Regions from separate parts of the Homo sapiens genome. Here region 1 is linked to region 2. A link is a loop called in an ENCODE intact Hi-C map of the cell type or tissue named here. Cell type or tissue: Panc1. All regions are shown on one strand. Each heading gives the region's core, and the rest is flanking DNA. Links, peaks and the distances in the headings are about the cores only.

Region 1 (12,081 bases), core at 1,266-9,265, 120 kb after region 2:
ACACACTTATTAGAACGACTAAAATTTAAAACAATTCCAAATGCTGGCAAAAATGTAGAACAACCAGAACTGTCATATATTGCTGGTGGGAACACAAAATGGTACAGCCACTCTGGAAAAAAGTTTGGCACTTTCTTATAGAGTTAAACATGCATATACCATACATGACCCAGCAATCTCACTCCTAGGTATTTACTTAATGAATTGAAAATTTATGTTCACACAAAAACCTGTACATGAATATGTATAGCATCTCAATTCATAATTGCTAAAAACGAGAAGCAACCCAAATATCATTTGACCTGTGAATGGATAAACAAGCACTGGTATATCTATAAAATGGAATACTATTCAGCAATACAAAGGAATGAACTCTTGATATACTTGACAACTTAAATGAGCCTCAAAGGCATTATGTTGAGTGAAAGAAGCCAGTCTCAAAAGATTGCATACTATATTATTCCATTTATAAAGCTTTTTGTGTGTGTGTGTGTGTGAGATGGGGTCTTGCTTTGTCACCTGGGCTGGAGTGCAGTGGCATGATCTTGGCTCACTGCAACCTCTGCCTCTCAGTTCAAGCAATTCTTCAGCCTCAGCCTCCCAAGTAGCTAAGACTGCAGGCACATGCCACCACACCCAGCTTTTTTTTGGGGGGGAATTTTTTTTTTAGATGAAGTTTTGCTCTTCTTGCCCATGCTAGAGTACAGTGGTGCAGTCTTGGCTCACTGCAACCTCCGCCTCCCAGGTTCAAGTGATTCTCCTGCCTTAGCCTCCTGAGTAGCTGGGATTATAGGTATGCACCACCATGCCCAGCTAATTTTTTGTATTTTTAGTAGAGACGGCATTGCATCATGTTGGCCAGGCTGGTCTCGAACTCCTGACCTCAGGTGATCCGCCCACCTCAGCCTCCCAAAGTGCAGGGATTACAGGCATGAGCCACGGCACCTGGCCTTTTTTTTTTTTTTTTTTTTTTTTGTATTTTTAGTAGAGATGGGGTTTCGCCATGTTGGCCAGGTTGGTCTTGAACTCCTGACCTCAAGTGATCCTCCCACCTCAGCCTCCCAAGGTGCTGGGATTACAGGCGTGAGCCACCATGTCCGGCCCTATATGGCCTTCTTAAAAGGACAAAACTAGAGTATTAGAGAGAATGTCAGTAAGTTGCTAGAGTGTAGTAGTTGGGGGAGGGTGTGACTATGAATGGATTATGAAAGAGAATCTTTTGGGGGAGGTAATAGAAATTTTTGTAATCTGATTGTTAAAATTCATAGAACTGTGTGTACCCGTCCCTCTCCCAAAAAACTCGGTGCCTATCCCAGCTTCTCTTGCCACTAAGGTGTAGACCTATGACTTAGGTTCTACCAATCAGATGCAAGTGTGCTAGGCTTTGATTTGAAGGTAAGTTAAATATGGACAGAGGCAGGCCACAGGGGCATCCACTTTCTTGGTGTGCAGCAGCAGACTCAGATTCTGGGAGCGAGGCTCATAGCAGCAGCTTCCTGTGGTAGTAGCAGATGAAGCATGGTTGTGAGCTCTCCCTGGCAACTCCATCAGAGTTGGCCCAAAAAGTCCAGCCTCCAGTTTGTTCCATCAGTTGTTCCACAGATTCTGTATTATACCTAATACCCTGTAATAAGTGTCTGCTAATTTAAACTAGTTAAGAGTGCATTATGTTGTCTGAAAGCAAGAACGCTAATGAACATATTTATGTACAACTAATGGTACTGCTCAATTCCCAGCCCATGTTTCTCATGGCCTGTTTCTCAGACTTACCATTTAACCATGAGAATCAGTTACTAAGCATGACAAGCAACCATTGCCAGAGGGAAACATCTGGATGTCATTTAAAATGGATAGAGAAGGAGTGGTGAGTCCTTACATGGCTTAGTACTCCAGAACAATTCTCTGGCACTTGAAGTGGTAAAATACTGATTCCAAGTAGACTGGTAGACTGATTGCAATAAAGGCCACAGAAGTTTCTCCCTTCCCTGGATGCTCAGCCCTTTGCACTGTGACTTTGCCACTCCTTCCTTCAAGAGATAGAGTCTGTTTCTCCATCCCCATGAATCTAGGCTGGCCTGTGACTTGCTTCAACCTATGGAATGTGGTAGAAGAAACATTTTGGGAGTTCTGAGACTATTCAAGAAGGTTTTGAAGCTTTCACTCTCATTCTCTTTAAACCCATATGGAGAAGGCTGAAAGTCTAATTTTTTCTGGAAGCATGAAACATATAGAGGCCTGTGAACCATACCACAACCAGAACTACTGAGCAATAGGTGAGGCCAGGCAGGTCCCGCACCTCCCCATCCCGCTGCCCACCTGCAAAGCTTGCCTAGTAAACACTGAGTTACCATCTGGATCTGATACACAGGATCAATTGCTCTAGGCCCTGGCTCCCTAGGGCACTGCATTGCTGGCAGCTGGTCAGGGACTGTTTTCCAGGAGGCAGAGAAAAGCTACTGAACCCCACGTTCAAATGAGCAGTCTACAAGCCACCCTCAGGGAAGCAGGGTGCAGAGGTGGGTCTGTGCCCTCTCCAACACACATCTTCCAAGCTGCCCATTGCCATTTTCTGAATTCTGGCTCCTTGTCAAACTCTCTTGTGTGTTCACACTCACCATAACTCCATTGTATAAGAGCATTAGCAAGTAGACCGGGCCGAGAGGCAGGTAAGGATACACAAGGTGGTTTGCCCAGGCTCTGCCCTTCCTGAACCACACCTTGGACCTCACATCCCACGAGAGGCAGCTCTATTCATCTTGGCCCAGGAGACCCCATCTGCTGTGTCTTGTGGGCTGGTGTTGGTGTCATACCCCACTGAAGCCTCATGGTCTACCGCCAATAGTAACAAGTACATAGATCTTCTAGAAACTACTGTGTCATTCAAATGGCATAAAGAAGGCATGTTCCACATAAAAAGAGGTGAGGAAAAATAATTGCACTGCACTTGATGCATTAATGCCGGGGGATTGGGGTCATTTTTTCTCTCATGCATTTTCCTTGTTGTTGCTATGAAGTTGTTATGCAGCAATTAAAAAAAAAAATTAGCTGTGAAAAGCATGTTCTCCTCAGTCAACACTTCCAGACCCAATGCAAGTCTACAATGACAGATGCAATCCTAAACGTAATTAACGTTACAAGCTCTGTCTAGAAGGTGTAATTAACCCTCCAGAGCTCACTTTATCTCTCGACTACTTAGGAATTCAAGGAAGAGCAGTGACAGGACTTTTGACGGAGGTATTTTAGAGGCTGTGGGCCATCCTCAACTCTTACAAATTTCCCACAATAAGAATACACATTGCATTTAAAATCCCCTATTTTGAGGCTTGAAGCTTCCCACCTATGGGTTCATGTAAGGATGGAAGTGGGTTTCAGGGCTTCTGCTCAGGGACTTGGGGTGATCATTTCTGTCTAATCCCATCAGGAACAATGACTTACCTTGGTGTATGCTCTCTGTGTGTGTGTGTGTGTGTGTGTGTGTGTGTGTGTGTGTGTGACAGAGAGAGAGAGAGAGAGAGAGAGAGAAAGAAAGAATGCATCCATACTGGGCCTGCTGTTCTGGTATCTGCTTTTGTGTGGTGAGATAAGGAACAGATCTCCTACTAGTCCAAGGCCACCTCAGCATTTCAGAGTTGCCACCCCAGAGAGAATGGTGTAGGAGTTGACTGTGCCCTTTACTAAATGTAAAATATCATCTTTATGGCAGCAAACTTCCTATCAGCCTCCCTTTACCCGGGCCTCTATTTCTCCCTGTTTCACAAAAGAAGAAACATGGTAGCTGATGAGCATAAAGGATAGAATTGTTGAAATTATCAGAAGCCAATGAGCATGTCCCTTACTATCTGTAGTATACTACCCTGTTTCTTTCCTCTATGACGCTTCCTCCAATCCATAACTACTTGTGTATCAGTTTACTTTGTTTCTGGCATGCCCTCATCTTTCTAGAATGTGAGATTAAAGATAGCAAGAACAATATCTGCATTACTCCCTCCTGGATTCCCAGGGATTAGCACAGTGCATGACAAATAATCCATGCTCAATAAATATTTCTTTTACATTTGATTTTTGAAGAGGTACAATTAAAAACAACCACAATGCAACAAGTTACCTGTCAAATTGGCAAAAATTTCAAAAGATATGAGCAGTGTTGCCAATGAGAGAGTCATAGCAGCATTCTCTCAGGATGCTAGCGAGACTGTAGTTGTCACCCCCTTTCTGGAAAATAATTTGACAATACATGCCCCAAACCTAAAAGGATTACATTGCTTCTGAGCCAGCAATTCCTCTTTTAGTTATTGAGAAGCTAAGCCAAGGAGTTCATCAATGATGTGCAAAAAATTTTAATCATGATAAATTATACTGTCCATGTTTTTAATAATAATTAAACATTAGAAAGATAATGTCACAGCCAGGCACTGTGGCTCACACCTGTAATCCCAGCACTTTGGGAGGCCAAGGCGGGTGGATCACGAGGTCAGGAGTTCGAGACCAGCCTGACCAACATGGTGAACTCTCATCTCCATTAAAAATACAAAAATGAGCCGGGCGCGGTGGTGGGCACCTGTAATCCCAGCTACTCAGGAGGCTGAGGCAGGAGAATCGCTTGAACCCGGGAGGCGGAGGTGGCAGTGAGCCGAGATCGTGCCATTCTACTCCAGCCTGGGTGACAGAGTGAGAGTCTGTCTCAAAAAATAATAATAAAATAAAAAGAAAGAAAGAGGCCCGGCATGGTGGCTCACGCCTGTAATCCCAATGCTTTGGGAGGCCGAGGTGGGCAGATCACGAGGTCAGGAGATTGAGCCCATCCTGGCTAACACAGTGAAACCCCATCTCTACTAAAAATACAAAAAAAAAAAAAATTAGCCGGGTGTGGTGGCAGGCGGCTGTAGTACCAGCTACTCGGGAGGCTGAGGCAGGAGAATGGCGTGAATCTGGGAGGCGGAGCTTGCAGTGAGCCGAGATCGCGCCACTGCTCTCCAGCCTGGGCGACAGAGTGAGACTCTGTCTCAAAAAAAAAAAAAAAAAAAAGAGAGAGAGAGAGAAAGAAAAAGAAAGAAAGGAAAAAAAGAAAATGCCACGAAAGAATATTTAAAATCTTGGAAAAGTTTTATTACAAAGTAGACAAGTACTACACTTAGTCAAAAAGCCAAGAAGAGATCAAAGTAGACAAAAAGCCAAGAAGAGATCAAAGTAGACAAGTAAACAAGATTTTATTATAAAGTAGAAACCAGATAATATGTAGAGAAATACCACATTAAATTTTTTTTATTTACATTTAGGTGGAGGGGGACAATAATGTAAACAAAATGCCATAAAGTCCTGAGTGGTTATCTGAGGTATGGGATATCAGGTGATTTTTATCTTCTTTTATTAGTTTATCTCTATTTTCCTTGTATTCCACATTTTTTTTTTTTTTTTTTTGGAGACAGAGTCTTGCTCTGTGGCCAGGCGGGAGTGCAGTGGCGCCATCTCAGCTCACTGCAACATCCACCTCTCGGGTTCAAGCGATTCTCTCCTGCCTCAGCCTCCTGAGTGGCTGAGACTACAGGTGCACGCCACCACGCCCAGCTAGTGTTGTTGTTGTTGTTTTGAGATGGAGTTTCGCTCTTGTTGCCCAGGCTGGAGTGCAATGGCGCAATCTCGGCTCACCACAACCTCTGCCTCCCAGGTTCAAGCGATTCTCCTGACTCAGCCTCCTGAGTAGCTGGGATTACAGCCATCCACCACCACGCCCAGCTAATTTTGTATTTTTAGTAGAGACAGGATTTCTCCATGTTGGTCAGGCTGGTCTCGAACTCCCAATCTCAGGTGATCCGCCCTCCTCGGTCTCCCAAAGTGCTGGGATTACAGGCGTGAGCCACTACGCCCGGCCCATACTTTTGTAATAAGAAAGAAGCAATTCGGGCCGGGCTCAGTGGCTCATTCCTGTTATCCCAGCACTTTGGGAGGTCCAGGCAGGAGAATTGCTTCAGCCCGGGAGTTCCAGACCAGCCTAGGCAACATAGTGAGACCGCGTCTCTACAAAAAATACAAAAAATAGCCGGGCGTGGTGGCATGTACCTGTAATCCCAGCTACTCGGGAGGCTGAGGCAGGAGAATCGTTTGAACCCGGTAGGCGGAGGTTGCAGTGAGCCGAGATCGCGCCACTGCTCTCCAGCCTGGACGACAGAGTGAGACTCCGTCTTAAAAAAAAAAAAAAGCAGCAATTTAAATTTACTAAACTAAAGCAGCTTTGCCCCCTAGTGGCTTGTTCATTAAACTGCGTTTATTTAGTCTGAGAAAAGAATGTCATCCTCTGAGATTGCAGAGCAGATACCACTGCAGGCTTTTGTCCCAAGGCAGAACTTTCTGGAAGATGTACTTGTCCTTTGGTAGGATAAGTGGTTATATCCTAGAGGAGCAGCCTCAAGCTGTCCCTGCCTTAGGATGCCTGGATAGTTAGGTTTGACAAAGGGGAGAAAGATGAGATTGGAATGGGGAGAACTCACTGTCACAGGAGCACCCTCCTGTGACTCAGGGTTTAATGGCCTGGCAAGGACACGTGGTGCCAGTACTAATATGCTGCTAGGATTGCTCCTTGAAGCTAGGGAATGGGGGAGTGGGGAGGAAGTGGGCATACCAGAACTGATACTGGAGAAGGTATCATAAAGCTCAAAATACAAGGTATGTGGATATGTGAGAATGGAGTTTGCTATGGTTTGGATCTGTGTCCCCACCGAAATCTCGTGATGAATTATAATCCCCAATGTTGGAGGTGGGCTGGGTGGGAGGTGATTGGATCATGGTGGTGGATTTCTCATGAATGGTTTAGCACCATCCCCCTTGATGCTGTTCCCGTGATAGTGAGTGAGTTCTTGCAAGATCTGGTTGTTTAAAAGCGTGTAGCACCCGCTACCCCGCTCTCTCTCTTGCTCCTGCCCTGAGCATGTGATGTGCCTGCTCCCCCTTTGCCTTCCACCATGATTGTAAGCTTCCTGAAGCCTCCCCAGAGGCCAAGTAGATGTTGCCATGCTTCCTGTACAGCCTGCAGAACCATGAGCCAATTAAACCTCTTTTATTTGTAAATTACCCAGTCTCAGGTATCTCTTTACAGCAATGCGAGAATGGCCTAATACAAAGTTACAAAGTGGGACCAGATCCATTAGACCACGGATCCAAACCATATCAAACTACCTCCTGACCATGTTCCCTGGGAAGGCTGAGAAGACATTCCTTCACCAGGAGTGCACTGGTAAGCAGACACGACAGCTTTTTTGAGATCAATAGTGGTTGTCTTCTGCAGACCAGAGAGACAGTAAGAGATGCTGTGGTGCAACTGGGCCTCCCAGTATCAATGCAGATTATAGAATTCCAGAATACAGAAGCCAAATGATGATATTTAACTGACCTAGGCAAGATTGAAGTAATCACCATAATGGGCCGCTATGGAATGGGCTGAGTTGTTGCCTCCCAAAATTCCTATGTTGAAGTCCTAACCCCCAGGACCTCTGGATATGACTGTATTGGGGATAGGGCCTTTCAAGAGGTAATCAAGTTAAGATTGCTAAGAGACAATCTTAGCATTGCTTTGATAGCACTGGTGAAATTGGACTGGATTAAAGAATGGTGTTGCTACTAGTTTTTAAATCTTCATGAATGAATGCTGAGTGTTGCTATTCATTATGTGAATGTTCTTAAGAAAGGAATTTTAGCATTAACGGAATTCCTGTAGGTACTTTACTAAGTCATAACCCATGCAGATACTTAGCAAGAGGCTTAGGGCAGAGATTTATTTGCCCTTGCTAGGGCTACAGTAAACATCTGTATAAGATTTTTTTTTTTTTTAAGACAGAGCGTTACTCTGTCACCCAGGTTGGAGTGCAATGGTGCCATCTTGGCTCACTGCAACCTCCGCCTCACGGGTTCAAGCGATTCTTCTGCCTCAGCCTCCTGAGTAGCTGGGACTACAGGTGTGCCACCACCACTCCTGGCTAATTTTTGTATTTTTAGTAGAGACGGGGTTTCACCATATTGGCCCGGCTGGTCTCGAACTCTTGACCTCATGATCTGCCCGCCTCAGCCTCCCAAAGTGCTGGGATTACAGGCATGAGCTATGGCACCCGGTCAAGATTATTGTTTTCTGTTGTAGAAGAAGAGGTTTCTGTTCTACACATATGGGCTGATGGACCTTGAATAAATTACCTAAGCATTCTGAATCTCTAAAAGTGTTGGTATGAGGAGTCTGTGAGTTAATCCAGGTAAAGTGTGGTGACTGGCAGAGTAAATGTGTAATAAATGGAAGCTATTAAAGTATTTTTATAAGATAATCTATTGCTATTATTAATGGTGGCTGAGGAGCAATTTCATATCCTTAAAACCACTAGCTCAGGAAACTGGTGGTCTGAAATAGGGAAATAGAAGATAAATTCTAGCCACAAATATTTGTTGAGATTCTAACTCATGCTAAGCTTTGAGGGAACAAAGAGAGAAAATGTGACCCATGCTCTCCAGGGACTCACAAATCTAGTTGTGGGGAGAATGGATGTATAGACAAAGAAAGAGAAAAGTTAATCCTAATTTATGCTACAGGTAATAAATAAATTTACTCTGTGTACGAATGTCCAGGAGAGTTTTCACAGAGAAAGATGACCTCGGCTTTGAAATATGGTAGGATTTGGACTGGCAGGGAACAGTGGGAAGAGTTTCTCAGGGAGAGGAAATGGCTAAGCAGAGATCCAGTGTCTGGAATATAATTGGGTGAAGTGGTCTGACTGAAACAAAGGGTTTGTTTCAGGAGACAGTAGGGGATAAGTATGGAGAGGCAGGTTTGAGAAGAACGTGAATCTCAGATAAAGAGTTGTGGACTATACCCTATAGGTATAGGTCCTTAAGGTAAAGGGGTGTGTGTGTGTGTGTGTGTGTGTGTGTGTGTGTGTGTGTGTGGTGTAATGGGATCCTCTTCAATGGAAAGCTATGTACATAATAGGGAAGGGGATCAAGAGTGCTAATTAATCACCTTCCCTACGGAATCTGAGCCAATAAAGAAATATATACAGGAGGGCCGGACGTGGAGGCTCATGCCTGTAATCCCAGAACTTTGGGAGGCAGAGGTGGCCGGATCATGAGGTCAGGAGTTCGAAACCAAGCTGACCAACATGGTGAAACCCTGTCTTTACTAAAATACAAAAATTAGCCAGGCGTGGTGGCACACACCTGTAGTCCCAGCTATTCAGAAGGCTGAGGCAGGAGAATCGCTTGAATCCAGGAGGCGGAGGTTGCGGTGAGCTGAGATTGCACCACTGCACTCAAGCCAGGACGACAAGTGAGAGACTCTGAAAAAAGAAAAGAAAGAGAGAGAGAGAAGGAAAGGAAGGAAAGGAAAGAAAAGAAAGAAAGGAAGGAGGAGGCAGCTCTCCTGGAGGCAGCTAGCGTGAGGCTGGGGAGCGCAGAGCTGCGTGTCATGCCCTGCGCTGCCCAGACTAGTGAACAATACAGTCAGGATGGCTAAAGGTGACCCCAAGAAACCAAATGGCAAGATGTCTGCCTATGCCTTCTTTGTGCAGACGTGCAGAGAAGAACGTAAGAAGAAATACCAAGAGGTCCCTGTCAATTTTGCAGAATTTTCCAAGAAGTGCTCCAGGAGGTGGAAGACAATGTCCAGGAAAGAAAAGTCTAAATTTGATAAACTGGCAAAGGTGGATAAAGTACGCTATGATCGGGAAATGAAGGATTATGGACCAGCTAAAGGAGGCAAGAAGAAGAAGGATTCTAATACCTTCAAAAGGCCACCATCTGAATTCTTCCTGTTCTGTTCAGAATTCCACCCCAAGATAAAATCCACAAACCCTGGCATCTCTATTGGAGACGTGGCAAAAAAGCTGGTGAGATGTAGAATAACTTAAATGACAGTGAAAAGCAGCCTTACATCACTAAGGCGGCAAAACTGAAGGAGGAGTATGAGAAGGATGTTGCTGAGTATAAGTCGAAAGGAAAGTTTGATGGCGCAAAGAGTCCTGCTGAAGTTGCCCAGATAAAGGTGGAAGAGGAAGATGAAGAAGATGAGGAGGAAGAAGAGGAGGAGGAGGACGAGGAGGATGAATTTAAAAACTGTTTATCTGTCTCCTTGTGAATACCTTAGAGTAGGGGAGTGCCATAATTTTTTGTTTTTGTTTTTGTTTTATTTTTGAGACGGAGTCTCACTCTTTCACCCAAGCTGGAATGCAGTGGCACAATCTCAGCTCACTGCAACCTCTGCCTCCCAGGTTCAAGCAATTCTCCTGCCTCAGCCTCCCGAGTAGCTGGGGATTACGAGCATGAGCCACCATGCCTGGCTAATTTTTGTATTTTTAGTAGAGACGGGGTTTCACCACATTGGCCAGGCTGGTCTTGAACTCCTGACCTCAGGTGATCTGCCCGCCTCAGCCTCCCAAAGTGGAGGATTACAGGCGCTGCGTGGAGCGCAGTAATGGACACATCTCTTATTTGAGAAGTGTCTGTTGCCCTCATTAGGCTTAACTGCAAAATTTGATCACGATCATATTGTAGTCTCTCAAAGTGTTCTAGAGATTGTCAGTGGTTTACATGATGTGGCCATGGGTGTCCAGAGCACCCTGAAACTGTATCAAAGTTGTACATATTTCCAAACTTTTTTTTTTTTTAATTGATCATTCTTGGGTGTTTCTCGCAGAGGGGTATTTGGCAGGGTCATAGGACAATAGTGGAGGGAATGTCAGCAGATAAACAAGTGAACAAAGGTCTCTGGTTTTCCTAGGCAAAGGACCCTGCGGCCTTCCGCAGTGTTTGTGTCCCTGGGTACTTAAGATCAGGGAGTGGTGATGACTCTTAACGAGCATGCTGCCTTCAAGCATCTGTTTAACAAAGCACATCTTGCACCGCCCTTAATCCATTTAACCCTGAGTGGACACAGCACATGTTTCAGAGAGCACAGGGTTGGGAGTAAGGTCACAGATCAACAGGATCCCAAGGCAGAAGAATTTTTCTTAGTACAGAACAAAATGAAAAGTCTCCCATGTCTACTTCTCTCTACACAGACACGGCAACCATCCGATTTCTCAATCTTTTCCCCACCTTTCCCCCCTTTCTATTCCACAAAACCGCCATTGTCATCATGGCCCGTTCTCAATGAGCTGTTGGGTACACCTCCCAGACGGGGTCGTGGCCGGGCAGAGGGGCTCCTCACTTCCCAGTAGGGGTGGCCGGGCAGAGGGGCCCCTTGCCTCCCGGACGGGGCGGCTGGCCGGGCGGGGGGCTGACCCCCCCACCTCCCTCCCGGACGGTGTGGCTGCCGGGCGGAGATGCTCCTCACTTCCCAGACGGGGTGGCTGCCGGACGGAGGGGCTCCTCACTTCTCAGACGGGGCGGCTGCCAGGCAGAGGGTCTCCTCACTTCTCAGACGGGGCGGCCGGGCAGAGACGCTCCTCACCTCCCAGATGGGGTCGTGGCCGGGCAGAGGCGCTCCTCACATCCCAGACGGGGCGGCGGGGCAGAGGCGCTCCCCACGTCCCAGACGATGGGCGGCCGGGCAGAGACGCTCCTCACTTCCTAGATGGGATGGCAGTGGGGAAGAGGTGCTCCTCACTTCCTAGATGGGATGGCGGCCAGGCAGAGACGCTCCTCACTTCCCAGACGGGGTGGCGGCCGGGCAGAGGCTGCAATCTCAGCTTTTTGGGAGGCCAAGGCAGGCGGCTGGGAGGTGGTTGTAGCTAGCCGAGATCACGCCACTGCACTCCAGCCTGGGCACCATTGAGCACTGAGTGAACCAGACTCCGTCTGCAATCCCGGCACCTCGGGAGGCCGAGGCTGGCGGATCACTCGCGTTTAGGAGCTGGAGACCAGCCCAGCCAACACAGCGAAACCCGTCTCCACCAAAAAAATACGAAAACCAGTCAGGCGTGGTGGCGTGCGCCTGCAATCGCAGGCACTCGGCAGGCTGAGGCAGGAGAATCAGGCAGGGAGGTTGCAGTGAGCCGAGATGGCAGCAGTACAGTCCAGCTTTGGCTCGGCATCAGAGGGAGACTGTGGAAAGAGAGGGAGAGGGAGACCGAGGAGAGGGAGAGGGAGAGGGAGAGGGAGAGGGAGAGGGAG
Region 2 (12,081 bases), core at 2,288-10,287:
TTATTTATTTATTTATTTATTTAGAGACAGAGTCTTCAATGCCCAGGCTGGAGAGCAATGACACAATCTCAGCTCACTGCAACCTCTGCCTCCTGGGTTCAAGTGATTCTCATGCCTCAGCCTCCCAAGTAGCTGGGATTACAGACGTGCACAACCACACCTGGCTAGTTTTTGTGTTTTTTGTAGAGGCGGGATTTCACCATGTTGGCCAGGCTGGTCTTGAACTCCTGGCCTCAAGTGATCAACCCTCCTCAGCCTCCTAAAGTGCTGGAATTACAGGTGTGAGTCACCACGCACAGCTCAACTTTTTTTAAAAAAATTAAAATAACACGTGTTGGTGAGGATGTGGAGAAATTGGAACCCTTGTTCATTACTAATGGGCATGTAAACTGGTACAGCAGCCACTGTGGAAAACAGGTGGTTCCTCAAATAGTTAAACCTAGAATTATCCTATAGCCCAGCATTTCCACTCCTAGGTACATACTCAAATGACTGAAAGCTGGTACTCAAACATGAATTTTCATAGCAGCACTATTTACAATAGCTAGAAGGTGGAAACAACCCAAATGTCTATCAGTCTATCAACTGATGAATGAATAAACAAAACTTGGTATATTTATACACTGGAATATTATTCAGCCCCAAAATAATCCCACAATGAAGGATTTGATACATATTACAAGGTGGATGAACTTTGAAAATATTATGCTAAGTGAAAGAAATCAGACACGAAAGATTACAAATTTTATGATTCCATTTATATGAAATGTCTAGAATATGTAAATTCATACAGACAGAAAGCAGATTAGTGGTTGCCATGGTCTAGGGGAGGGAAGGATGGAGAGTGACTGCTTAATGAGTACAGGGTCTCCTTTTAGGGAGATGAAAATGTTTTGGAACTAACAGTGGTGATGGTTACACAACATTGTGAATGTACTAAATGCCACTGAATTATACATTTCAAAATGGTTGATTTTATGTTATGTGGATTTCAACTCAATAATGAAAACAAAATTTGCTGACACATTTTACTATCTCACCACTGGGCCTTTTCCATAGATGAACTTCTCTCCTGGCCTTTCATTCAATCCCCTGCAGCCCTTGTCCTGCCCCTGTGGTATAAAAAGCTTACAAAAGTAGCCCCATCCCATTAGTTCCCAAGCAATCCTAGCCCTCAACTCCTTCCCCATTAGGGTGGCTCAGAGAGTGGGAATCTCTAGTGAACGATGGGATCATTGAGGACTGATCTGGCCATATTCCTCAACTGCCTGACCAGTGGAGAACAGCACAGACTCCTTGACTCTTCCTCCTGGCCTCCTGTTTTGGAGAAAAAGCAGAACATTCCCCTCCCATGCTGGCAGGCTCGCCCACACTGCCTTTAGTCTGGGCTCCTGGCTCTAACCCTGGGGCCTTCTCCTTGGACATGGATGTCTTGGCCTTGTAGTTAATGGATGCCACAAACACATGAATGCCTGACCCTCTGGACACAACCCCACATCATCTCACATTCCCAGTTCCTCCCAGGAAGAGGATCAAGTGACAAGCAGGACCCCAGGCAACAGCAACCAGCCGAGGCGGCTCAGTCACTTGCCACAATATTTAAATATGACATTGATGAAGAGCAGACATTGAGTCTGTATTAGTCTATTCCTACACTGCTATGAAGAAATAACCAAGACTGGGTAATTATAAAGAAAAAGGGTTTACTTGACTCACAGTTCTGCATGGCTGGGGAGGCCTCAAGAAGCTTACAATCATTGTGGAAGGGGAAGCAAACACATCCTTCTTCACAAGGTGGCAAGAGAGAGAAGTGCCGAGCAAAGGGGGAAAAACCCCTTATAAAACCATCAGATTTCATGAGAACTCACTCATTATCATGAGAACAACATGGGGTAACCAAGCCCATGATTCAATTACCTCCCACCGGGTCCCCTCCACCACATGTGGGGATTGTGGGAACTATAATCCAAGATGAGATTTGGGTGGGGACACAGCCAAACCATATCATTCCACCCCTGGCCCCTCCCAAATCTCATGTCCTCACATGTCAAAACACAACTATGCCTCTCCAACAGTCCCCTAAAGGCTTAGCTCATTCCAGCATTAACCCAAAAGTCCAAATCCAAAGTCTGAGACAAGGCAGTTCCCTTCTACATAAGAGCCTGTAAAATTGAAAGCAAGTTAGTTACTTCCTAGATATGATGTGGGTACAGGCATTGGGTAAATACATACATTCTAAATGGGAGAAATCGGCCAAAACAAAGGGGCTACAGGCCCCATGCAAGTCCGAAATCCAATAGGCCAGTCATTATGCCTTAAAGTTCCAAAATTATCTCCTTTGACTCCATGTCTCATATCCAGGTCATGCTGATGTCCACGGCCTTGGGCAGCTCTGCCCTTGTGGCTTTGCAGGGTACAGCCCCCCTCCCAGCTGCTTTCACAGGCTGGCATTGAGCATCTGTGGCTTTTCCAGGCACACGGTGCAAGCTGTTGGTGGATCTGCCATTCTGGGGTCTGCAGTCTGGAGAATGGTGGCCCGCTTCTCACAGGTCCACTAGGCAGTGCCCCAGTGGTGACTCTGTGTGGGGGCTCCAACTCCACATTTCCCTTCTGTACTGCCCTAGCAGAGGTTCTCCATGAGGGCTCTGCCCCTGCAGGAAACTTCTGAATGGACATCCAGGCATTTCCATATATCCTCTGAAATCAAGGCAGAGGTTCCCAAACCTCAGTTCATGACTTCCGTGCACCCACAGTCTCAACACCACATGGAAGTCACCAAGGCTTAGAGCTTGCACCCTCTGAACCAATGGCCTGAGCTGTACCTTGGCCTCTTTTAGCCACAGCTGGAGCTGAAGCACCTGGGACACAGGACACCATGTCCTGAGGCTGCACAGAGCAGGGTGGCCCTGGGCCTGGCCCAGGAAACCATTGATCCCTCCTAGGCCTCCAGGCCTATGATGGGAGGGGCTGCCATGAAGGTCTCTCACATGCCCCGGAGACATTTTTCCCATTGTCTTGGTGATTAACATTCAGCTCCTCGCTACTTATGCAAATTTCTTCAGCAGGCTTGAATTTCTCCCCAGAAAATGGGGTTTTCCTTTCTGTCACATCATCAGGCTGCAAATTTTCTAAATTTTTATGCTCTGCTTCCTCTTGAACATTTTGCCACCTAGAAATTTCTTCCACCAAATACCCTAAATCATCTCTCTGAAGTTCAAAGTTCCACAGATCTCTAGGGCTGGGGCACAATGCTGCCAATCTCTTGTCATAGCAAGAGTGACCTTTACTACAGTTCCCAACAAGTTCCTCATCTCCATCTAAGACCACCTCAGCCTGGATTTCATTGTCCCTATCACTATCAGCATTTTGGTCAAAGCCATTCAACAAGCCTCTGGGAAGTTCCAAACTTTCCCACATTCTCATGTCTTCTTCTGAGCCCTCCAAACTGTTCCAACCTCTTCCTGTTACCCAGTTCCAAAGTCACTTCCACATTTTCAGGTATCTTTATAGCAACACCTCACTACTCCTGGTACCAATTTACTGTATTAGTCCTTTCTCACACTGCTATGAAGAAATACCCGAGTCTGGGTAATTTATAAACAAAAGAGGTTTAATTGACTCACAGTTCCTCATGGCTGGGGAGGCCTCAGGAAACTTACAATCATAGTAGAAGGGGAAGCACACACATCCTTCTTCACATGGTGGCAGGAGAAAGAAGTGCAGCACAAAGGGGGAAAAGCACCCTATAAAACCATCATGTCTCATGAGAACTTACTGTCATGAGAACAGCATGGAGATAGCTACCCCCATGATTCAATTACCTCCCACTGGGTCCCTTCCACAACATGTGTGGATTATGGGAACTACAATTCAAGATGAGATTTGGATGAGGACACAGCCAAACCATATCAGAGTCTCACAAGTGGGGTGAGCAGACCCTCAGAGATTCAGAAGGACCAACAGGCTGTAACTTCCAAGAGTTTGCTCTCTGAGCCCTGAGACTGGGAGACAGTCTTGCTGCAGGCTGTACCCTATTGGCTCTCCTCCCACTGCCATGCTGACTGTGGCAAACACACCAGTCGCTGTTGCCATCTGTTCCAACTTGGCCACCTGGAACCATGCTGAAACTTGGGCCCTCTCCCAGTTTGGCAGAGCAGTCCCCAGGGCCTTCTGAGTCCAGATTGACTCATGCCTGCCACTAGCCATTTCTTGGAAGGCTCCCTCTGTGGCGGCCATGACAGCACTTCCTCTTCCTGGCCGCCAGAATCCATCTGTAACAACCATGGCTGCTTTTCCACTCAAAACACCACTTCCTACAGATATCAGGGGTTCACTCATTAACCAAACCTCCCTTCTTTCCCCCCACATATACTAATTCATGCCACAATCCCCCACCACCTGGCAAAATCAGAAGGCCTTCATGCTCCAGGAAAGCCCTTCAGGACACCTTGAAAATGGACTCATGACTTATTCTCTAGCCCCTCTCCATGTCTGATCCTGTGGTGGGCACCAGGCACATATTCCCTGTGGGCAGTTAGAGGAGGAGCTCACAGGAACATGTAAGTGCAGAGTAGGAGCCAGGGTGTGAGTGAGGGCTCAACTAACAGGAATGTGATGCTCCTCACCACTACCAAGGAAGTAATCTAGGGTATGGGTGACGTCGCTACCTTTAGGGAAAAGGTGGAATCAGAAAAACTGGGCCACCCAGACCAGCAGAGCAGCAAGATGGCCTTCCCAGTTCCCAGAGACTGGCACCCAAGGATTTCATTTTTCAAATCATGCATGTTAAAAAGAAATATCAGGGCACATGCAACATGAATCCCACTGGACACACCAGACACAGCTGGAAGGTGATTCCATTAATACTACAAAAGCGCTCTCAGTGCAGTTTTCCTGGAATGTCTTTTCTAAAGGCCTTTCCAAGTGAACACCATGGCAAATCTGAGCACTGGTTAAAGCAGTTTTTGCTCAGATGTGATGCAAAGCCTTGCCCCAGACCCTCAGTTGTATTTCCCATACTCCTCTTTCCACTTCCCTTTTCTACAGGCTTTTGCCCATGGAAGTGCAGAGGGAAGAGGTCAGCCTGGGAGCTCAAAGGTTGGCTTGGAGGTTCAGCTTCTGGCTCACCAGCCCTGGGAACATGAGCATGTTACTGTGCCCCTCTGCACCTGCCTCCCTTTCTGCCCCATGGGCACAGCGGTTCATGAAGAGGAAGCAACGTTCACAGTGCCTTTTAACATTTGAAACTGACAGACCCGTCTCTCTTCCATTGCCTAGTTTCTCACTTTCTGTGACTTTTCCTGGTGACAGCAACTCTCCACATACATGCCACCTGGGAATGACTGCAGGTTTAATGTCAAATTTAATAAAATGTCAGATCATATTACCCTGGGAATCACAGCAAAATGTTTAAAGTTGAGGCTCTGCGGCCTCACACTGACACCTGCTTCCTTCACTCCTTTCCTGTGCCCCATGGCCTTGTAGCCTTTCTTTTTCCCTTATCAAAGCCTGTGATGCAGTGATGACTGTGTCTCTTGCTGAAAGCCTTAGCAACACCCTCCCAAGGGCTTTTAGATATAGTTCAAGGAAGTGGCCAACAGATGGCACTATTCTCATTAGCGCAAGCCAGGTGAGCTGAGAAAAGAGGCGTTTCACCAAACAGCTTTGACAAAATTAGCTTTCTGTAATTGAATAGCCCATAAGAATGAGATAATAGGTTTGAAAAGTTATACAAGGTGTACGATCTTAAGCAAATAAGAACCTATGAGGTGGTTATGTTCTTTTAATTCCTACACACACTACAACAGAGATTTGCAAACAAGACTGGAGACTCAGATACCCAGATAAGTCACAAGGACCTTCTCAGAACACCAATAAACACTGGGAGATGGTTCAACCCCCTGTTTTACATTAGGCACCATGTGGTTCAAGCAGGCTTTGGAGGGAGAAACCAGCTGGGCTTAAATCCTGGCTTTCCAGGTTATGAGCTGGGTGACTTTGGCAGATCCCTCATACTCTTGGCTTCACTTTCTTCATTTGTAAAATAATGAGTAATTCATAGGGTTCTATGAGGAAACAATGAAATAATGTACACAAGTAAATATTTATTACGGTGCCTGTATTAGTTTCCTAGAAATGTGGAAAGAAATTACTACAAACTGGGTCACTTAAAACAACAAAAATGAAAGGAGGCAGAGCAGGATGGCTGAATACAAGCCTCCAGTGATCAGTCCCCATGCAGGAGACCAAACTGAACAACTATCCACACAAAAAAAGTACTTCCATAAGAACCAAAAATCAAATGAACAATCATAGTACCTGGTTTTAACATCCTATTAAAAAAGAAACAATGTTGAAGGCCGAGGCGGGCAGATCATGAGGTCAAGAGTTCAAGACCAGTCTGGCCAACATGGTGAAACCCCGTCTCTACTAAGAAGACAAAAATTAGCTGAACGTGATGGCGCGTGCTTGTAATCCCAGCTACTCGGGAGGACCCAGAGGTGGAGGTTGCAGTGAGCCAAGATCGTGCCATTGCACTCCAGCCTGGGCAACACAGCAAGACTCTGTCTCAAAAAAAAAAAAAGCAATAAAGGGGGTAGGAAACACAGTCTTGAATCACCTACACCACCCCTCCTTCATTCCACAGGGGTGGTTGTGTGGCATGGAGAGAGAATCTGTGCACTTGGGGGAGGGAGAGTGTAGTTATAGTGGGACTTTGCCTTGAAACTCAGTGATCCCCTGTCACAGCAGAAAGCAACATGGGGCGGGAGTCAGCCGGCACCCACAGAGGGAGCATTTAGACCAGCCCTAACCGGAGGAAAATTCCCCATCAAATGGCTGGAACCTGAGTTCCAGCAAGCTTCACCACCACAGGCTAAAGTTATCTGGGATTCTAAATAAACTTGAAATGCAGTCTAGGTCACAAAGCCTGCAATTTCTGTGCAAGTCCTCGTGCTGTGCCTAACTCTTCAACGCCCAGACATGAAAAAACATACACAAGCATCGAAACAATACAAGAAAACACGACCTCACCAAATGAACTAAGTAAGACATCAGTACCAGTCCCAGAGAGACAGAGATATATGACTTTTCAGACAGAGAATTCAAAATAACTATTTTAAGGAAGATCAATGACACCCAAGACAACACAGAGAAGGAATTCAGAATCCTATCAGATAAATTTAACAAAGTGATTAAAATAATTTAAAAGAATCAAGCAGAAATTCTGGAGATTAATAAATCAATTGACATACTAAAGAATGCATCAGAGTCTGTTACTAGCAAAATTGATAAAGCAGAAAAAAGAATTATTGAGCTTGAAGACAGCCTATTTGAAAATACAGAGTCAGAGGAGACAAAAGAAAAAGAATAAAAATGAATGAAGCATGCCTACAAGGTCTACAAAATAGCCTCAAAAGGGCAAATCTAAGAGGTATTGGCCTTAAAAAGGAAGTAGAGAGGTAGCGGTAGATAGTTTATTCAAAGGGATAATCGAGAACTTCCTAAATCTAGAAAAATATATTAATATTCAAGTACAAGGTTACAGAACACCAAGCAGATTTAACCCAAGAAAGACTTTTTCTAATATATTTTATGAGTCCTTATTCATTGAAAATATTATTATGAATGTAATCATTTGGAATATATTGTCTCAATTTCTTTTCATTTTGATTTTCATTTCAAATGAATGTGAATTTTACAATTCATCATGTCGGGGTTTATTATGAAAAATAAAATTCTTGGCTGGGCACAGTGGCTCATGCCTGTAATCCCAGCACTTTGGGAGGCCAAGACAGGTGGATCACCTGAGGTCAGGAGTTCGAGACCAGCCTGACTTACATGGTGAAACCCCATCTCTACTAAAAATACAAAAATTAGCCAAGCATGGTGGCACACGCCTGTAATCACAGCTACTTGGGAGGCTGAGGCACAAGAATCACTTTAACCTGGGAGGAGGAGGTTGCAATGAGCCAAGATCGCACCATTGCACTCCAGCCTGAGCAACAAGAGCGAAACTCCATCTCAAAAATAAATAAATAAATAAAAACAAATATAAAATTCTTGAGATTCTTGTGGCTGATAAGAAGATACAACAAGAATAACAATTTGCATATTATAATGTTTTCGAATGAAGAAATGTTTTCAAATGAAATGAGGTAGAGGTATTTTGAACAAACATTTTGCTGTAAGAGAGATACCCCTCACTTCTGATTTCTGTATCTGTTCTTTAACAAATATATTGAATAGTTCTTAACTATTTAAAAGACAAACTCTAGGCCACTTCAAAAACCTTTTTTTATAGTCTCAGAAATTATAGGTTAACAGTCTAGTGAACTATGGAAGGTGTAATAGGGTTCTCCAGATAAACAGAACCAATAGATAAGAGGAAATTTATTATGGGAATTGGCCCATGCAATTATGGAGGCTGAGAAGTTCCATGATGTGCAGTCAGCAAGCCAGAGAACCAAGAAAGCTGGTGTTGTAACTCAGTCCAAGGTTAAAGGCCTGAAAACCAGAGTAAATCCTGGAGTCTGAAGGCCCAAAAACCAGGAGCTCTCATGTCCCAGGGCAGCAGAGATGGCTTATACCAGCTCCTGAAAAGAGAGCAGATTTGCCTTTTTCCCATCTTTTTATTCTATGCGGGCCCCCAAAGGATTGCATAATGCCCACCTACACTGGTGAGGGATGATCTTCTTTACTCAGTCTACTGATTCAAATGCTAATCTCTTCTGGAAACACCCTTATGAATATATGCAGAAATAATGTTCTATTAGCTTTCTGGATATCCCTTAACCCAGTCAAGATGACATATAAAATTAACAATCACAAATGGCAAAAGGCAAAAAAGAATCAAGGGATTAGAACATTGACAGCAACAGATTCTTCTAAAAGTTTACTGAGTCAACAGAGAAATTACCTCTTATTTTTATCTTTATAAAAATATGGAAAACCTTTCAAATTAATTGGTAGTCTGCAGTCTAACATTCTGCTCCATTGCTATTAACATTTCTTAAACCAGTACACTAGCGTGAATGATGAATCTCATCAGGAGAATCTCTCCTTCCCACTCTTGTTCCCTGGGTAGGTGCATCTCACCTCTATCATTAGTTCTTTGATGACAATCAGTTGCCTGGAGTATTTGTTTTAGCCCAAATCATTACCCTGGAGTATTTTCTAAGATGGGGATGAATAATTCATTTTTTAAAAATGGATATCCTGTTGAACTAGCAGTTTTATTTTCCAACTATACTACTCTATCACTTTATCATAAGTCAAGTAACACTATGTGTGTGAGTCTATTCCTGGATGCTCTACATTCTACTCCATAGTAGTATAACAATGTAAATGTCATTTTTCCAGATAGTCCATTTCCCTGTCAAATTTATGGAATAATCTTATTGTCTTGTTGTTTAAATGGTGTTGGCTTTCTCAAATTTATCTTTTATTTATTAGAGTTTACTTTGGAGCTGGCCTGGTTGTTACATCACACCCAGGGATTGGCACTAAAAGATGAGCTGGAACCTGTCATAGGGTGGGGGGAGGGGGGAGGGATAGCATTAGGAGATATACCTAATGTAAATGATGAGTTAATGGGTGCAGCACACCAACATGGCGCATGTATACATATGTAACAAACCTGCACATTGTGCACATGTACCCTAGAACTTTAAGTATAATAAAAAAAAGAACTTAAAAAAAGTTTTTAATAAATTAAAAAAAAAAAAAGATGAGCTGGAACCAACAACTGTGCCCTTCATAGTTCCATGAGAACTTTGACCTCCTCTTTATGCTCTAGAAACTGAGCCCTGTCAGGAGAAGTATTCATTAGCAGAGAGAACATGCCCCTGTAGAGCAGAAAACAGTTATCTTAGGTAGAGTGACTGCAACCCTATAATGCAGGAAGCAGACTAAAACATCTGAACAGCTCAAAGAGAAATGAATAACCGTTCAAAGATTGGAATAGGGTTCATCACAACAGTGGTCACTACCCACTTGTATATAATATAGTCATTTTAATATATTAATCAAAGGTGAGGACAGTTTGAAGACCTTTTCAGAAATGCACAATCTCAGGAAGTTCACATACCAAGACTCATTCAGGGAAACTACTTAAAGATGTATTACTGCCCAAATGGGGAGAAAAAAGAAGCTTGAGAGTGTAGGGAGTAAAAGGCAAGTAGAGAAGTATCAGAATGACAGCTTGCAGTAAGTCTGGATAGCAACCATGCTGTTAGGAGTGCATGGGTGGAAAACTCCACAAGGAACTCCACTACACAAAAAGAGGAGTGAGGGTTAATAGAATAAACAGTATGCCTGAAGCTCTACATGCTAATTATTAACATTCAGAATTATTCAGTCTGATGACAACACAAGTTCTGAGCACACACACTGTTAATCTGGTGCCACCCTTTAAGAGAACCAGTATGAATTTACAACAGAAATAACTAGAGGAAAATATTTACATAGCACAATATTCTTTAATTTTTCAAAGGAATTTACCATAGGAATCGAGTCTTCTCTAGTGTGATTTCCAAATTATCAACTGCATTCATAAACATTTAAAACATTAGTGCCAACAATAACTAAAGATCCAATTTCTACTCTTCTTCCAGGTCTATACAGTTTGTGAATTTTAATGCCCACCCCTCCACCCTCACCCTACTCTCCACCACCCAAACCTAGACCCTGCTTTACTTATGCACTTTGGTTTTTTTGTTTTTTGTTTTTTGTTTTGTTGTTGTTGTTTGTTTGTTTGTTTCATTTTGTTTTTTTGAGAGAGAGTGTCTCTGTGGCCCAGGCTAGAGTGCAGTGGCACAATCTCGGCTTACTGCAACTCCACTTCCTGGCTTCAAGTGATTATCCTGCCTCAGCCTCCCGAGTAGCTGGGATTACAGGCGCCCGCCACCATACCTGACTAATTTTTGTATTTTTAGTAGAGATGGGGTTTTACCGTGTTGATCAGGCTGGTCTCAAACTCCTGACCTCAGGTGATCTGCAGGTCAGGGAAGGCGGGATCCCAAAGTGCTGGGATTACAGGCATGAGCCACCACGCCCAACCTACTTATGAACTTTGTGTAACATCTGCTTGTTTCTTTTATTTTTGGGGGAGTGGGGGACAATCAGCTTCCTCAGATTGAACAACGTCTGCTTATTTTACTATTGCACTGTGTTGAACCATGTGAAGCTGCCCTTTTTATATGTCACACAGTTGAATTTCAGGAATTTAATATGTGTCAAACTTATGTTACATAATTCTTTGTGTATTTTTATCTCCGCGGACTATGTGATGTTTTTGGAACGTGAATGTTGAAATTCATTTGTATGCTCAACATTTATTTTCTTCTCTCTCTCTCTGTCTGTCTCCACCTCCCCCTTCCTCCCCTTCTCTTACAAGTAAATCCATTCTAGTATGCATCAAATTCTATGACAAACATGACTGCTAACTTCACTGATCATAAGCAATACTTTACTAGAATATTGCTCATGATGATTTCTAATGGTGTATACTAGAGTTAAGAGTAAGATAATAGGGCTAGTTCCAGTTTATGATCCCTTGTTATTACAAGGGATGTCCCTTGGTTTTGCCAATGACAAAATGTTTATGTGAACAATTACCTCATGGAAATAGTTCTTCCTCAAAAATAGAAGTAATGTTATTTCTCCAGTCCTTGTCTATCTCATTGCGGTAGGTATCATGAACAGTATTATAGCTCTAACATTTGTTCTTGCAATTCTCAGAACTGTTAACAGGAAGAGGAAAGTCCTCAAGAGCCAGAGAGTAGAGGTCCTTGATGCACAAAAATCTCCACCTGTCCTAATGCTGCGCGTTCACTGGCATGGCTGTTTTGGGACCTAAGGCCCAACTAGATGAAGCACATCTGCCAGCTACCCCTGAACACTCCATTCACTCCCTCTCAACATTCCTTTCAAACAGCCTCATTTAACACATCTTGCCCAGCTTCCTGACTAGAATTGTATCTCCTTTGCCCCTTTAACTCAATATGGTTCTGGAGTTTAAGACATTAAGTGGCCTATGAATATTGTTCTGGTCTGTTCTGGTGTGGTAAAAAGAAGCTGGAC

What was found. A loop is a pair of places that touch in the nucleus more often than their neighbours do. Peaks named below come from ENCODE experiments on the same cell type or tissue, not always from the same donor. Only the 100,000 strongest peaks of a DNase experiment are listed, where the experiment ranks them.
Region 1: a loop joins it to region 2, with 3 times the contacts of the local background. A loop is called at or near these places in 62 of 110 quality-filtered maps.

What each region holds. Positions count from the first base shown.
Region 1 is chrX:134,959,704-134,971,784 of GRCh38, reverse strand. It overlaps the pseudogene HMGB3P31. Among named protein-coding and RNA genes, the nearest start is that of LINC02243, 16 kb to the right of the region's middle. RefSeq lists an enhancer at 10,471-11,272. In Panc1, for the core only: CTCF peaks have their summits at 6,025 and 6,237 (motif pointing left); a DNase peak (open chromatin) is centred at 6,254; H3K4me3 peaks cover 413 bases; H3K27ac peaks cover 3,813 bases.
Region 2 is chrX:135,080,156-135,092,236 of GRCh38, reverse strand. No RefSeq gene overlaps it. Among named protein-coding and RNA genes, the nearest start is that of SMIM10L2B, 13 kb to the left of the region's middle. In Panc1, for the core only: CTCF peaks have their summits at 5,397 and 5,604 (motif pointing right); a DNase peak (open chromatin) is centred at 5,616; H3K27me3 peaks cover 228 bases.